Linked DNA regions of Homo sapiens: all the other regions are linked to region 3. A link is an interaction called in ENCODE POLR2A ChIA-PET data of the cell type or tissue named here. Cell type or tissue: GM12878. All regions are shown on one strand. Region 1 has its middle 110 kb from the start of RAD23B. Region 2 has its middle 110 kb from the start of RAD23B. Region 3 has its middle 23 kb from the start of RAD23B.

Region 1 (2,500 bases), 83 kb after region 3:
GAGTCAAGGAACACGAAGGATTGCTGCACCCACCAGAAACCAGGAAGCCAGGAGAGAGGCAAGAAAGGATCCTTCCCTAGAGGTGTCAGAGGGAGCATGGCCCTTCTGACATCTTAATTTCAGACTTCTAGCCTCCAGAATAAGAAAATAAATTTCTGTTGTAAGCCACCGATTTTGTGGTACTTCATTTTGGTACTTTGTTATAGGAAACTAGTACAGTGCTCAACATATTTGGTTGACTCAGTGAATGATCCTACCCCTTTCCTACCTCTCCATAGCCATTGGGAAAGGCCTTTGTCAACTCTGGGCTAGAATGTTCTGGTAGCCTTCTGACTTGTCTCCCTGTGTTTATTAAATGGAACAGTGCCATAAGTTTATGACTCCAATGGATTCTGTGTTTGTTAGACTGATTATCAGCTAATTTTTTTCTCATGACTCAATGACAAGGTTAGCTGAATCGTGGTGCTGAAAAATGTCACCTCTGCCCTGAGTGAAGCTTTCATGCGAGGATCTACTGGGGCACCTAAAAGGACAATGATTCAGGATGTCATTGAGCTCACAGAGCAAGCCACATGCCTGTTTTTGCACCTGCTTTGCTAATAAATGAAAGTCTGTATCGCAGAATTCTATCTGACACCTGCTTTCATTACAACATGCAGAGACCTACGGCCCCAAGACCTCTTACATCTACATAGTGAATGACAAAATTGACTCAGGTCAGTTCTAACCAAGGAGGTCATGGAAAGAACTCCGGTTTCGGAACAAGACAAATTTGGGCTAAAATCCCAGCTCCACCACTGACTGCCTGAGTCACCTATGATGTTGCTTCACAGGGTGGTAACAATGATCTCTGCCCGCCTCCCCAGGTTATTGCTATAATTAAGTGAGATCAAGCATGTGAAAGGCTTCAGGTGCTGTAAATGCTTGCTGTTATTCAGTCAGTTGAACACAGTCACACAGCTAAGAGGGAAGGTGCTGTCCAGGGTCTCACCCTGGGGACGAGACTCCCCTGAAACAGAGGCAATGGCCTCTAATGAGGGAACTGAACATTAATTAGGAATCCAGGATATACGACTTTATGCATTTTCACATACATTTTTTTTTCCTTTTATTCCCATGAAAGCCTTTTACTTTAAAAAATTTTTATTCTCATTAAAAAATATAGGAAATGAGGCTCAAAGGCAGGGCACGGCTCCCTACAGCACTTGTGAGCAGTGATTCTCAACCTGGGCTGTGCATGAGGATCCCCTGGAGCTTTGAAAAATCCCCACACCCTGCCGCCTCTCTGACCAATGAAACCAGAACGTCTGATGCTGGGGCCCCGGCTTCAGAACTTCAAAAACCTCTTCAGGTGACTCCCAAATGCAGCCAAGTTTGAATATCTGTGCTCCAGAGTTCACAAATCACTTTCCCCCAGAGGAAGTGGTCTGACCGACCTTTACACCTCTATGAGGACAGCAGAGTAGATTTCATTGACCCCACTCTGATGATGGGAAAACCAAGCTCAGAGAAAATTCCAGAAAGGACTTGAACTAGAACCAGATTCCTTGATTCTTCTCCACTGCTCTATCCCTGTCCTGGGGGGAGGAGCTATGCCACATCACTGACCTCTATTTCCCTTTCAGTATCTGCACCGGAGCGAAGGCTGCCTTGGGTGTTTGGAACAGTTTACCTCTATCTAGCCATCATGGGGTTCTGATGACCCCATCCCCAGCCCCCATCACCTGGTCTCCCCCTGCCCTCCCCTGTAGTTCATGGGTTCTCCACAGCCCGGAGTAGAGGCCAGGGGGTTTTCCACACAGGCTTTTCAGATCCATTTCATTCCCGCCTGTTTTTCCATCTGCCTTGTCATAGGGTGTGTGGTGCAGGCTTGTCTCTGCCAAATGCTTTAGTGGCTCTGGAATGGAGAAAGCAGCAGAAGCCCAGAGTGTTTATGCCATGGGAAAAGCTGGGCTTTTCCACAGATCATCCTTCTCCCCCGCCCCCAGGTTCTCATGCCCTACATGATTCCCAGGGGGCCACCCAGCAATTAAGATACAGTTCTGGAGAGCAGAAGGCTCTGACAGCCCCACAAATCAGCCTCCATATCCCCACCCCCAACACACGCACATCCCAGTCCCTCCCAGAACAATGCTATCGAGTCATCTTGAGCAATGGCACCAGAAAATCCCAGTGTAATGAAAGAAAACAGAGGCCTGTCTTTCTGGCTGCTGGTGCGATTTCAATAGAAAGCCCTTCTTAAGCAGGAAGAAGCAATTCTTCTGCTATGTCCCTAACAAAAGCTGACCTCTTCCTTGGCGGCATTGGGTAGGCCCAGAATCAAGCTGGGGTTATTTCCCCACCATCGCCATAGTCATAGCAACAGCTTTGATTAATGCGGTGTCCCATTAGAGGGATAATGTCAGCCCTAATCAGAAACGCCTCAAGTATCTCTCTTTGCATTTTGGTAAATGGCGTAATCACATTACGGCTGGATGTGTCTGGGAGCTGATTGCTGTCG
Region 2 (2,500 bases), 88 kb after region 3:
GGCTGCGGTGCAGTGGCACAATCTCGGCTCACTGCAATTTTTGCCCCCTCGGGTTCAAGCGATTCTTGTGCCTCAGCCTCCTGAGTAGCCGGGACTACAGGTGTACACCACCACTCCTGGAAAATTTTTGTATTTTTAGTAGAGATGGGGTTTCACCATGTTGGCCAGGCTGGTCTCGAACTTCTGGCCTCAAGGGATCCACCCACCTTGGCCTCCCAATGTGCTGGGATTATAGGCGTGAGCCAGGGCGCCCGGCTACTGTACATTTTTATATGACTGGCAGCACGGTAGATTTGTTTACAGCAACATCACCACAAACGTTTGTGTAATGACATTACAACAGCTATGCCATCACTAGATAGGATTTTTTCAGCTCCATTATCATCTTATGGGACCATTGTTGTATACGTAGTCCCTCACTGACTCAAATGTCCTTATGTGATGCATAACTGTAGTTGCATTTTAACTCATCTGTCTTCCCTATCAGACTGTGAGCTCCATGAAAGCAAAAACCTCTTCTGGTTTTCTCCTCATTGTATTCCCAGCACTTAGCACAGCGGCTAGCAAAACATAGCAACATTTAGTCCATATTTGATCCATGAAAATGAAAAGGTGATATCCTATTCCTATAGAGAGGAGTGATCACTTACTTGGTTTTGCTGATGCACGTCTATCTCTGTTCAAACTGAAAGAGCAAGTTCATTGCAAACCATCTCTGGCAGAACTGTCACTTCTGAGCAAGTGTATGTACAAAGACCTTTGCTCATTACAAAACAGGAGTCGTAATAGAAATTAGTCCCTTTGGTTTATTTTACAATTGTATTTAATTGCTCACCATTCTGCCAATTAATCAAGCCTTCAGTTGCCCTAAGTATGGAAATTTTTTAAAGAGGTGGATTAAAGGAGAAATTGCACTTGATGGGAGAAGATGAGGCCATGGCTCTGAAATATCTTTAAGTGAGTCACAAAGTATTTTTAAACCTTAGTTTCCTCATCTGGAAACTGAGATAGTTGAACTCAGTAATCACTACTTTTCTTTCCAGGTTTATGGTCCTATTAACTTATAATTTTGTTGCACTAATGCAAGTCTCCAAGCATGCTCTTTCTGTCTTGTGTTTTGGCCAAATCAGAACCTCAGGGTTAAGCCTTTGCATGACTTTTCATATGTTGCCACCAGGTGGCAGGAGTGTGCCACAGTCCTTTGGTCTCATGCATAAAGAGCATGAGCATCAGAGGTGGACTTAGGATGGTAGCTTTCTGAGCTAGAAGGGCAGAGTCTTTGAGTTTTTGAAATAGCAAACCCTCTTGTTTATGAAAACACATTCGCTTTTATGCAAAACAACAATTTGAGGGTTAGCAATGACCATATCTAGAAATGACCAGGGACCAAGAGTTTCATGGTCCAGAATTTTAAGGACATGGTCCCCAGCCCCTGGTGATCTTCTCACTCCCACTTTATACCTGAGTAGGTCATGGCAGCCCATCACCCCAGCAGCCACTGTGGAATTCAGTGTCCCATGAGGAACACCACGGGCTGAACCAGGGTTGATAGATTTACACTGTTTCTTTGCTCCTTCCTGTCTCTTTCAGGGAAAGAGATCAGGGCTAAGCCCACCCAAATTTAGGGTCCCTAAGTCCTTTGAAAAAAAAACTTTAAACTATTTGCCTAATTATAGTAAAGTTTTACCTAAACACAAACTCAGCAAGAAAAATTGTCACCCCCTGTGATGGTCAGTTTTGTGTCAACTTGTCTGGGCCGTGGTGTGCCCAGATATTTGGTCAAACATTATTCAGGGTGCTTTTGTCAAGCATTATTCAGAGTGTGTTTTTGGATGAGATTAGCATTTAAATCTGTAGACTCAGTCAAGCAGATGTGGCCCTCCCTAATGTGGATGGACCTCATCCAATCAGTTGAAGGCCTGAATAGAACAAAAGGCTCTCCTTCCTCCAAGTAAAAGAGACTTCTTCCTACCTAAGTACTTTCTTCAAACTGCACAATGGCTCTGTCTGGGTCCCAAGCCTGTCAGTCTTCCCCCTAGAAGCTCACCATCAGCTCTCTCGCATTGCTAGTTTGGTAACTCACCCCGCAGATCTGGAGGTTTCTCGGCCTCTACAATCACATGGCCAATTCCTTAAAATAAATCCCTTTGTGTGTGTGTGTGTGTGTAATATATATAAATATGTATAGTATATATAAAATACGTATATTATGTGCATATATGTATATGTAAAATATCCCATTTCTTCTGTTTCTCTGGAGAACTCTCACTAACATACTCCCTGGCTTGCCATTCATCCTTTGGCTATGCTTTCATTTCACACATGTATACTGAGAACCTATCTAGTACTAGGCCCTGTACTAGGCATCTGAAATAGAAAGGTGAAGCCAGCTGCCCGACTTAACAGATTCAAGAACAAGGGAAAAGACAGTACAGAAATGAGGTGTCACAGAATAGAAGTCAATGTGGAGCTGGGGAAAGCTAAGAATGACCAGATGCTG
Region 3 (2,500 bases):
ATAACACAAATACCAAAAAATAATTTCTACAGCCATTTTCAAAACAAATACTGGATTCCCACTTTAAGATGGTGAATTAAAACTGAGTTCATTTTTTTCTCCTCTAAATCTTTTTGAAGTAATTTCAAAAAACGTCCCAAAACACAACAGCTTTGGAAACCAAAACAAAGTGATGTGATAGTTATACAAAAATGATCCCAGTGAACCACGCTTGTTGGTACTTATTCCTCTGTGTAGTCTCCTCCCATATTGCAGGTGGACTTTAATCAATAAAATGCAGTGACAGTGATGCTGTAGCATTTTGGATTTAAGCCTTTAAAAGTCCTGGCACCTTCCTTTTTTGCACTCATGAAAGCGGACCATAATGTATGCATCCAGCTACCACGCTGTAGAAAGTGGTCATGTGTAGAAACCCTGGAGGATGAGATACCCCTAAGGATGAGGAGACAGGCCATGTGGAGAAGCATCAAGTTGCTAGACATGTGAGAGAAGTCATCTTGGATGTCTCCATGCAGCACAGCCTCCAGAGGACTGCCGTCCTAGCTGCTATCTATGACTGCATGAGAGACCAGAAGTGAGACCAGAAGAACAGCTCAGCTAAACTCAGTCAACACAGAGGCTCATAAGATAATAATAAATTGTTGTTTTAAACCACTACGTTTTTGGTAGATTGTACTCAGCTATAGTTCTGAAAGCTATAAAGCATCTGGAAATAGATTGACAGAAAAAAAAGAAAACACGTAAATTTTTCTGTATGAGTTCAAAGAAGAAAATTCCAAGCTCAGAGCCCAGGCACAGCTGTTAGGAGCCAGCCCTGAGGCAATTCACAGAACTAGGGGCTGGGAAGTGAACTGAAGGACTTCAGAAATTGCTAGCCTTCACTGTGCTAGATGTACTTGCTAACTGAAATTTGCCACAGTCAGTTCCTAAGCTGGGAGCTAAGGAGTTCAGTGGGATCAGTGCCCCTTCAGGTTACCATTATACATTGAATGTGTCACCTCCGCAGTTAAATCCCACAGCATCTCTTAGGATCCCAAAGTCAGAGGCTGGAATATTTGACAGTGTCAGGAGTGTGGGTGTGGGCAGAAACATCAAAACAAAGAATTAGGAGAGCTTCATTTATTCTGCTCGAGGGAGTTTCTAAACTGCCTCTAGGGAGGTGAGTAACTGAACCGATTCAAAGAGCAAAGGTTGAGCCTTACTGAGCTTGTTGTTCTCACCAAATAAAGGGGGAAGTGGAAACAAACAAAACCACAAAGGGAGAGATCTTTTAGCCAGTGCAATAATAAGAGCTATCACTTATATGCCATTTACCATGTGTTAAAGGCCACTGTTCCAGTTCACTCACAACCTTATAGAAAACCGTGGTAAAGAGGTTTGTGGTGTATGAATGGCAGCAGCCTGATCTTAGAGTTATAAACACAAGGCGATAAAAGTGACATTTCAAATCAGTGGGAAAAGAATGGATGCTCCAATAATAGCAAGTTCCTAATGCAGAAATTCGGCCAGTTATAGGTGGGTCAAATATTCCAGCTATGAAAAATTAAAATAAAGACAAAGATAAACCATGTGCTATGTTCAATTAATAGAGTGTGATTACAAATCAGTAAAAAAAATTGAGTGCCCTAAACTTGCCAAATTATATGGACAGACAACAAACAAATGAAAAATACAAGTGGTCAATAAATACACATTTGGAAATGCACTCCGTCTGGGTACGGTGGCTCACGCCTATAATCCCAGCACTTTGGGAGGCTGAGGCGGGTGGATCAATTGAGGTCAGGAGTTCAAGACCAGGCTGGCCAACATGGTGAAACCCTATCTCTACTAAAAACACAAAAATTAGTCAGGAGTGGTGGCACACACGTGTAGTCCCACCTACTCAGGAGGCTGAGGCAGGAGAATCGCTTGAATCCAGGAGGTGGAGGTTGCAGTGAGCCAAGATCGTGCCAATGCACTGCAGCCTGGGCAACAGAGTGAGATTCCGCTTCAAAAAAAAAAGAAAAGAAAAGAAAAGAAAAAGCACTCCAAGGCTGAGACTGGAAGATCGCTTAAGTCGGTGAGGTCGAGGCTGCAGTGAGCTATGATCGTCCGATTTCACTCCAGCCTAGGTGACAGAGCGAGATCCTATCTCAAATAGATAAATAGACAAAAAATAAAAAATAAAAAAGCATTCCACTTCACCAGTATTCAAACTCAACAGGAGTGATAACAACATATTAGTTATCACATATGGAACTTACAAGGAAATAATTTGAGGCAATATGCCTTATTAAATATTTAACCTTCATATGAAGTTGGAAAATGCCAAACAAGGTGATGCTGGGACAAAATGGAACAAATTGAATATTGAAAAAGATTATGTGATGAAAGTGACAATCAAATAAAGAAAAGGAAGATTACTTGGTTACATTATATTGGGACCATTAATTAAATGAAAAAAAAATCAGTTGGATTTATATCCTATACCATAGACTAAAATCATTCCAAACAGATGAGG

Evidence for each region. ChIA-PET counts read pairs that join two places held together with the same protein. Peaks named below come from ENCODE experiments on the same cell type or tissue, not always from the same donor. Only the 100,000 strongest peaks of a DNase experiment are listed, where the experiment ranks them.
Region 1: POLR2A ChIA-PET joins it to region 3 with 11 read pairs; 2 of 35 experiments call an interaction of 5 or more read pairs at or near these places.
Region 2: POLR2A ChIA-PET joins it to region 3 with 10 read pairs; 2 of 35 experiments call an interaction of 5 or more read pairs at or near these places.

What each region holds. Positions count from the first base shown.
Region 1 is chr9:107,176,421-107,178,920 of GRCh38, reverse strand. No RefSeq gene overlaps it. Among named protein-coding and RNA genes, the nearest start is that of RAD23B, 110 kb to the left of the region's middle. In GM12878, no CTCF peak of the experiment used is centred here; a DNase peak (open chromatin) is centred at 1,360.
Region 2 is chr9:107,171,035-107,173,534 of GRCh38, reverse strand. It overlaps the pseudogene LOC644661. Among named protein-coding and RNA genes, the nearest start is that of RAD23B, 110 kb to the left of the region's middle. In GM12878, a CTCF peak has its summit at 1,174 (motif pointing right); DNase peaks (open chromatin) are centred at 414 and 1,214; H3K4me3 peaks cover 426 bases.
Region 3 is chr9:107,259,351-107,261,850 of GRCh38, reverse strand. No RefSeq gene overlaps it. Among named protein-coding and RNA genes, the nearest start is that of RAD23B, 23 kb to the left of the region's middle. In GM12878, no CTCF peak of the experiment used is centred here; a DNase peak (open chromatin) is centred at 1,220; H3K4me3 peaks cover 707 bases; H3K27ac peaks cover 459 bases.